2 separate regions of the Mus musculus genome follow, and region 2 is linked to region 1. A link is a contact called in ENCODE Hi-C or POLR2A ChIA-PET data. All regions are on one chromosome and are shown on one strand. The core of a region is the stretch at or near the end of the contact, and the rest is flanking DNA. Distances in the headings are between cores, read along the strand shown.

Region 1 (3,514 bases), core at 690-3,189:
GCACTCAGGAAAACATCATAGTGATGGAAGGTCACAGGGTCAGACAGGGAGGTCCACAGGGGAAAAGGGGACTGAGAAGACCTGGAGCAATGGCTTGACTGGTAAAGCATTTGGACAGGAGTTCAAATCCCAGCACCCACGTGAGAAGCCAGGATGGCTAGGAGGGCCTGTGACCCTAGCCCAGTGTAGCTCCAGGTTGAGTGAGGGAGGCTGTCTGAAGTGAATAAAGCAGACACATAGAGCAGGATCCCCAACCCCCCTACTTCTTCATGTACACTTGCTGTGCACATACATCCACACTCACCACATACACCAGGGAGACAGAAGGTTGCGTTGTATGCACACATTCATGTTCCCAGGAGTTGGAAGCTGAGGCAGGGGGATTACTGAAAACTCCAGACCAGCCTGAGCTATGTAATGACACTCTCTTTCAAAACTAAAAACCAAAAACCAAAACCAAAACCATTGAACCTGGGTATGATGGTGACATATGTTAGCCTAACTTTCTGGCTGTGCCGGCAGGAGGATCAGAAGTACATGGGCACCCTCATCTACAAAGCCATTTCGAGGGCAGTCTGGGCTACATAAAATACTCAAAACTGGGGGTGGGGGGGGAGAAAGAAAGTGTGAGTGAGCTCTTTTTTTTTTTTTTTTTTTTTCGAGACAGGGTTTCTCTGTGTAGCCCTGGCTGTCCTGGAACTCACTCTGTAGACCAGGCTGGCCTCGAACTCAGAGATCTGCCTGCCTCTGCCTCCCAAGTGCTGGGATTAAAGGCATGTGCCACCACGCCCGGCAAGAGTGAGTTCTATATCTGTGGCCCCAGCACTTGGGAAGATGAGGCAGGAGAATTTTGAGTTCAAGACCAGACTGGACTACACTGTGACAGTGTCTCCCTATCTCACAGATCTATAGGAGTATACCCAGATTTAAAATACGTAGTAGCTGCTTTCAGGTGTCTTGTCAGTATGCAAAGGTGAATATAGGTTTGGTTTTCCATTCTCCCTTCCTTTCTTTCTTCCTTACTTCTTCTTCTTCTTCTTCTTCTCTCTCTCTCTCTCTCTCTCTCTCTCTCTCTCTCTCTCTCTCTCTCTCTCTCTTTCTTTCTTTTTTCCAGACAGGGTTTCTCTGTATAGCCCTGGCTGTCCTGGAACTCACTCTGTAGACCAGACTGCCCTCGAACTCAGAAATCCGCCTGCCTCTGCCTCCCGAGTGCTGGGATTAAAGGCGTACGCCACCACGCCTGGCCTGAGTTCTTAGCACCCACATAGTTGGCTTAGACCGGTCACCCACAGTCCAGTTCCAGGATAGCCTTTCCTTTTTTAGCCTTTTGTAGGCACTGCACACACATAGCACTCATACACAAATACATCTTTTCTTATTACTTATTGTTTGTTTGTTTTCAAGACATAGTCTGTGTAGCCCTGGACCAGGCTGCTCTCAAACGGAGATCCTCTTGCGTCTGCCTGAGTGCTGGGATTAAAGGCGTGCGCACCAATGCCAAGTCTAATGCCCAGAGAGGTTAAGAGTCTAGTTTTATTAGGACATCCTGTGTTTGAAATCTAGGGTGACCTCTGACTTTGCCTCTTCCTCAACCACCCCAAATAGCCATAGGAAAGCTGTGTGAAAGGGCCTGGCTTCTGATTCAGGGACATGGGCCACTCCTTCCTGTACGCGGAATCGCTAAAAAGCCTACCTAGGCTCACGCCAGAGAAACAAACAGAGAAAGTGGCGGGATGGCAGTCAGGACAGCAAGCAGCGGCACGTCTCTCCTGCGCATGCGTGGGGCTCGGCCATCCTCCTCCCCCCCCCCCACCTCCTTAACATGCTGCCAATGCTAGGAGCTCAGGACCAATAGCAAACTGGCGCTGCCTGTGCGCATGCGTGCCACGCTAGCCACACCCTCTTCCCTTTGCGGGCGGGAAGAGGCGGGCGGAGAGCCGTTACTGCGCAGGCGCGCGGCCGGAGCTCTAGCGGGTGCGAGCTTCCCTCCTCCTCACACCGGCGCTGGCTTATGGGATGCGCAGGCGCAGAACTCTCCCAGCAGAAAGCCCTCGGAGCCCGGGGGCCGGGCGCGGGGCCTTGTGGGAGGGCTTAAGGAAGTAAAATGGCGGACCTGGCGAACGAAGGTAGGGGAGGCGCCGCCGGGGGCCAGCTGGCGGCAGGCGGGCGCGGGGCGGGAAGTCAAGGGAGCCCCAGAGTCGAAGGGCGAGCGCTTCAGGTTGTGGGAGTTCGGCCTCACCCGGTCTGGGCACCCAGCGGGCCCCCCTACCGTGGAGTCTGGTCCCCGGCCGGGTTCCTCGCGGCAGCCCCGGCTTCTGCCTCCTCCCGACCTCGAGGCTCCTCGGCCGCGCCGCGACCGCCTCCCACCCCCCACCCCCACCCCACGCCTTCCGGCCTCGCAGGCCGCCCGGGGAGCCCAACGGGCCTTGAGACGCGGCTCCGCGGCCTCGAACGAGGCGGGCGAGACCTCCGAGCCTGCTCGCGGGCCCAGCCCGCCACGCTCCCTTCCCCGCTTCCCTCGCCTGGGGCCTGGGCCTCCTTCCCCGGCATAGCCTCAGGCTCAGGTCCGGCTCTCCTTCATCCCGCGAAGGTGCTCGGCCACCCCGACCTGTAGCTTACACCCCGAGGTCTGCTTAAACCCGGACCGGGCGCCCCTATTCCCGCCACAGGGCTCCAGGTCCTTTGAGGTGCACTTGATGCCCCCCATTTAGGCCTGGCCATCTGATCTTGAAACTCCTAACTGCTTCTTCACATCCCGTTTTTATTTTTGACACCGTGAAACCTCCCCTCTGGAGTCGACATCCCATTTAAGGGGTTTGAATATGGTAGGACTACCCAGTTGTTGCAGAACCTGCACGTCTCTTCCTACCAGTCTTCAGAGTCCTTTGGAGTGCAGCTTACATCCCCTGATTTAGGCTTGGCCACCTGATCTGTATTTCCTAATTCAGTGGTTCTCAATCTTCTTAATGCCGTGACCCTTAAATATAGTTCCTCATTGTGGTGACCCCAACCATAAAATTATTTTTGTTACTTCTTCATAACTAGCTTTGCTACTGTTATGAATGGTAATGTAAATGTTTCTGGATTTCCTATTTAGACATTTGCCAAAGGGGTGGCAACCCACAGGTTGAGCACTGATATACTAATTGCTTCCACACCCCCTTTTGCCCCGTGGCCCTGACTCCCTGAGCACTCTGGGATGTAACACTTTCTCAGTCAGCCTGATGCTTGACACCCAGTGGTGGCCCCTTCGGGGCTCCTCCAGGGTTCAGTTTGGGGACTTCAGGGTCTGTTTTTTTTGTTTTTTGTTTTTTAGATTTATTTATTTTTATTTATCTAAGTACACTGGAGCTGTCTTCAGACACATACCAGAAGAGTACATAGGATCCCATTACAGTAGTTGTGAGCCACCATGTGGTTGCTAGGAATTGAACTCAGGACCCCTGAAAGAGCAGTCAGTACTCTTAACTGCTTAGCCATCTCTCTAGCCCCCAGAGGTCTATTTTCAGCCCTG
Region 2 (3,514 bases), core at 364-2,863, 44 kb after region 1:
TACTCCAGCACTGGGGGGGGGGGGGGGGTTTAAATGAGATCTTGAGTTTTCACTTGTTGTGATGTTTAGATGGGATCCGGGTAATGTCTCAAGACCCCTCTAGGTGATGTCCAGGACTCTAAGAGTGGAATCCCCATGGGGCCGTGACCACAGATTCTGAGATCTGTCAGGACAGCTCACACCGTGGTCCCAAACACAGCAGGCTGCTGGTCGTCCTGGTCGTCCTGGCCCTCCTCCTTTCCCATGTTGTTGCCCAGGGGTGGGCCAGGCCCATCAGGAAGTAGCTGGGCCCTATGGCTGTGGCTGGCCGGCAAGGGGCCCAGTTCCTCTGCCTCCTCCAGGGTGGCCAACAGTGCGGCCAGGGGTGGTCGGTGGCGAGTGATGTCCTGCAGCAGGTCAGCCCGAGGCTGTAGCTGCTGGATCATCTGGTCCCTCTGGTCCACTGCGGCCTGCAGGCTGCGAACTGTGGCCTCAGAGCTCAGCAGCTGCTCTTGGAGGGCAGATATCTCCCTGGTAAGAGGACCAAATAAGGTAGTTACCTACAGGGGGTGGGGGTGGGGGCATCTACCTGCTCCAGAATCCTCTGAGACTCCCTATGTCTCCTCCTGCACTACTTCTTTGTGTGCTTGTTTATGTGCATAGGCGCACACATGTGACAGCAAACATGTGGAAGTCAAGGTACAATTTTCAAGAGTTGGTTCGCTCCTCCTGCCCCATGGGATCAAATTCTTTGTCATTCTTAGTGGCGAGTGTCTTTATACACAGAGCCATTGATGTCATTGGTAAAGCACCCTCAGCCCCACAGCAGGCCTGGCGCTCTGTCATCCCAGCACTCGAGAGATGGAGGCAGAAGGATCAGGGGTTGAAAGCTACATAGTGCCTTTAAGGCCAGCCTTCTCTCAAAAAACAAAACAGTGCCAGTTTTGTGTGTCCTTCGGTAGGACTTCCGCATGGTCACAAATGGTTGTCACAGATCTGACTATTCTATATAGGGGTGTTCTGTGCCTTTGTCTACCGATGTGGGCCCCTACCCAGCAGCTTCCTTCGATCATCAGACACAATACTCTTGCACCTACCGGCAGACTCGGCCTTGTGGGTGGGACAGCTGGCTTCATTTTAACAGTTTGAAATGCTCTCAAGTAACCCAGGCTATACTCTAAAGTCCCCATGTAGTCGAGGATGGCCCGAACTCCTGATCCTCCAGTCTCAGCCCTCCTAGTGCTGTGATGCCGGGCATTTAGTGCTCCGGAAATTTTTGCTCTCGGTTCCCAGCCCTTTCCACCCGCCTCCTTTGGGATGTCCGCCGGGCCTCCTCCAGGGCCTCACCGGTCCTTGGCGCGACCCAGCTCATCCAGGGCGGCGCGCAGGTGCTGGTCGTGGCAGGCCAGGCGCTCGGCCTGCGCACCAATCGTGCGCTCAGCCGCCAGCAGCCGCCTCTCCAGCTCCGCTGCGCGTCGGTGCACGGCGGCCAGGTGCGCGTTCGCCTCCCGGATCTGCAGAGGTGGCGGCGCAGACATGGCCCCCGGCTGCCGTGCAGGCCCCACCCCGCCCTGTCGGGTCACGCCCACAACGCAAGAAGCCCCGCCCCTGAGCCCGACCCCCACCCCCCACCCCCTCCCTCACATGCAGCTGCCAGGCTGCCGCTGCATTAATTTAAACCTTCTCAAGAGGCCCCGCCCAACTTCGAAGTGACGTCAAGAAAGACACGCCCCCCGGAGGAAGGCGTGTGCTTCCTCTTGGGCTCTCACTATTGGCCACGTTTCTACCAGGGGCAGGACTAAGTGCGGCCACGCCCCGTAGCCAATGTTCACGTCCCTTTCAGGACCAGCTCCTGAGTGTGGCTGTGCCTGCGAGTGCAGCGAGGACTTAAAACCAAAGCAGAGTGGGCCTGGTCTCCGTCAATTATAATCCTCACGCTAAATCCTCACGATTGGTCCCCTTGCCCCCAGCCTGGCCACGCCCCCAAATAGTTACACGCGGTCCTGATTGAGATGGGCATGAAACCACACCCCTACACAGTCCGGATCCCTGACGAGCCAACCGCTTTTGCGCTGTGTCCCGCCGCGTCCGTGCAGCTCCGGCTAACTAGGGTATCACTAGCCTCGCGCTGTAATATCTGCCCTGCGATTGTCCTACCTTCTGTTAGTTTCGATCGCTGACCTGCCTGACAGTGTAATGGCTGTCCTGCGACCTGTCAATCCCATCCTTGGATGCACTATCAACATTCTCCGTACTAGAAACCTCGTCTTCGCTAGGGCTGGAGGCGTTTTTCTTCATGGCCTCAGTTTACCTTTCCTGACGTCACGGGCGTCTCTGTCCAGATTCACTTGTGGACCGAGCACGACACAGATCTTGCTACGGGATTAATAAGACCTCGGTACAAACCTGCACTGCGCGCATGCGCGCACGCCTTGTCTGCGTCCAAGGCGTTCAATAAAGTTGCGCGCTGGAAACCTCGCGAGAGTTGACCTAGCCGGCTACCCTTGAGTTCGCCCAGACGCTTTAGGGTCGGCCGAGCAAGCCCAGCTAGGTATGGCGATGGTGAAGCGGTTCTTTGAATCTTACCATGAGGTCCCCGACGGCACCCAGTGTCATCGCAAGACCTACATCACCACGGCCTTAGGCGGCATTTGCGGTGAGCGCGGGCCGGTGGGCGGGCGGAGGGCGGAGGTCTGGAAGCAAAGGTCAGAGGGCGCGCGGAGGTCCCTGGGGCGCCGGGGCGCAATGGCTGTAAAGGCGGAAGAGGTTGAGACTTTTGAGGGGCGTAGACTCGTCAGTGCCTAGGGGCTTCAGAGGTCGTAGGTCAATATCAGGGAGCAAAAGCTGGAGAAAATGTGAAGGTCATTTCAGCGTCGTCAGGAGTTTTTAGGGTTAAGGGGTGATCGGGTCATCGGAGTTTTTGAAGACAAGTTCTAGGGTTGCCTTGGCAAGACTGCAAACCCTCTGTGTAGCGGAGGATGGCCTTGAGGTCTTGATTCTCCTGTCTCCAGTCTGGCCTGCATGATCCTCCTGCCTCAGCTGCCCGAGTGCTGGGATGACAGGGCTACACCCCAATCTAGCCTCTGGAAGATGTTTTTGTTATTTTTGTTTTGTTTTGTTTTGTTTCTATTTTCCGCCACCACGGAACCTATTAATTTGCTCTTATTTTTAAATGATTTAAAGTGATTTAGTTTTGTCTTACGCTCATTGGTGTGTTACCTGTATGTCTTGTGTGTCCGATTCTCTGGAATTGGAGCTGCAGACAGTTGTGAGGTGCCCGTGTGGGGCCTGAGAGTTGAACCCAGGTAATGTGGAAGGGCTGTTCTATTTCTCCAGGACTGAGAGAGAGCCATCTCTCCAGCATGATTTACTATTATTTTGGACATGATCTCCCTATGTAACCCAGGCTGGCTTGGGATTCAAAGAAAGTGTCCCGCCTCTGCCTCCTGAATTCCCAGATTAAAAGTATGCATCATCATGAGGACCTGATTCTGGAAGATTCCAAATAGGGCACACTTGTTTGGAAGGTCAGATG

The links. A loop is a pair of places that touch in the nucleus more often than their neighbours do. ChIA-PET counts read pairs that join two places held with the same protein, here RNA polymerase II (POLR2A).
Region 2: a map of heart shows a loop between it and region 1 (4-fold over the local background). The contact joins the promoter of Vmac here to the promoter of Ranbp3 in region 1. A Hi-C loop is called at or near these places in 5 of 37 maps with a recorded cell type or tissue (CH12.LX, adrenal gland, heart and 1 more). POLR2A ChIA-PET finds 5 or more read pairs at or near these places in 4 of 5 experiments (Patski and embryonic stem cell).

What each region holds. Positions count from the first base shown.
Region 1 is chr17:56,671,286-56,674,799 of GRCm38, forward strand. It overlaps Ranbp3 (RAN binding protein 3), which reads left to right and starts at 1,940. Exons shown (of 17, transcript NM_001252466.1): 1 at 1,940-2,126. The coding sequence starts at 2,105.
Region 2 is chr17:56,715,308-56,718,821 of GRCm38, forward strand. Vmac (vimentin-type intermediate filament associated coiled-coil protein) reads right to left here and starts at 1,614. Exons shown (of 2, transcript NM_178926.3): 1 at 1,327-1,614; 2 at 1-510. The coding sequence starts at 1,517. The coding sequence ends at 177. It overlaps Ndufa11 (NADH:ubiquinone oxidoreductase subunit A11), which reads left to right and starts at 2,455. Exons shown (of 4, transcript NM_027244.1): 1 at 2,455-2,635. The coding sequence starts at 2,533.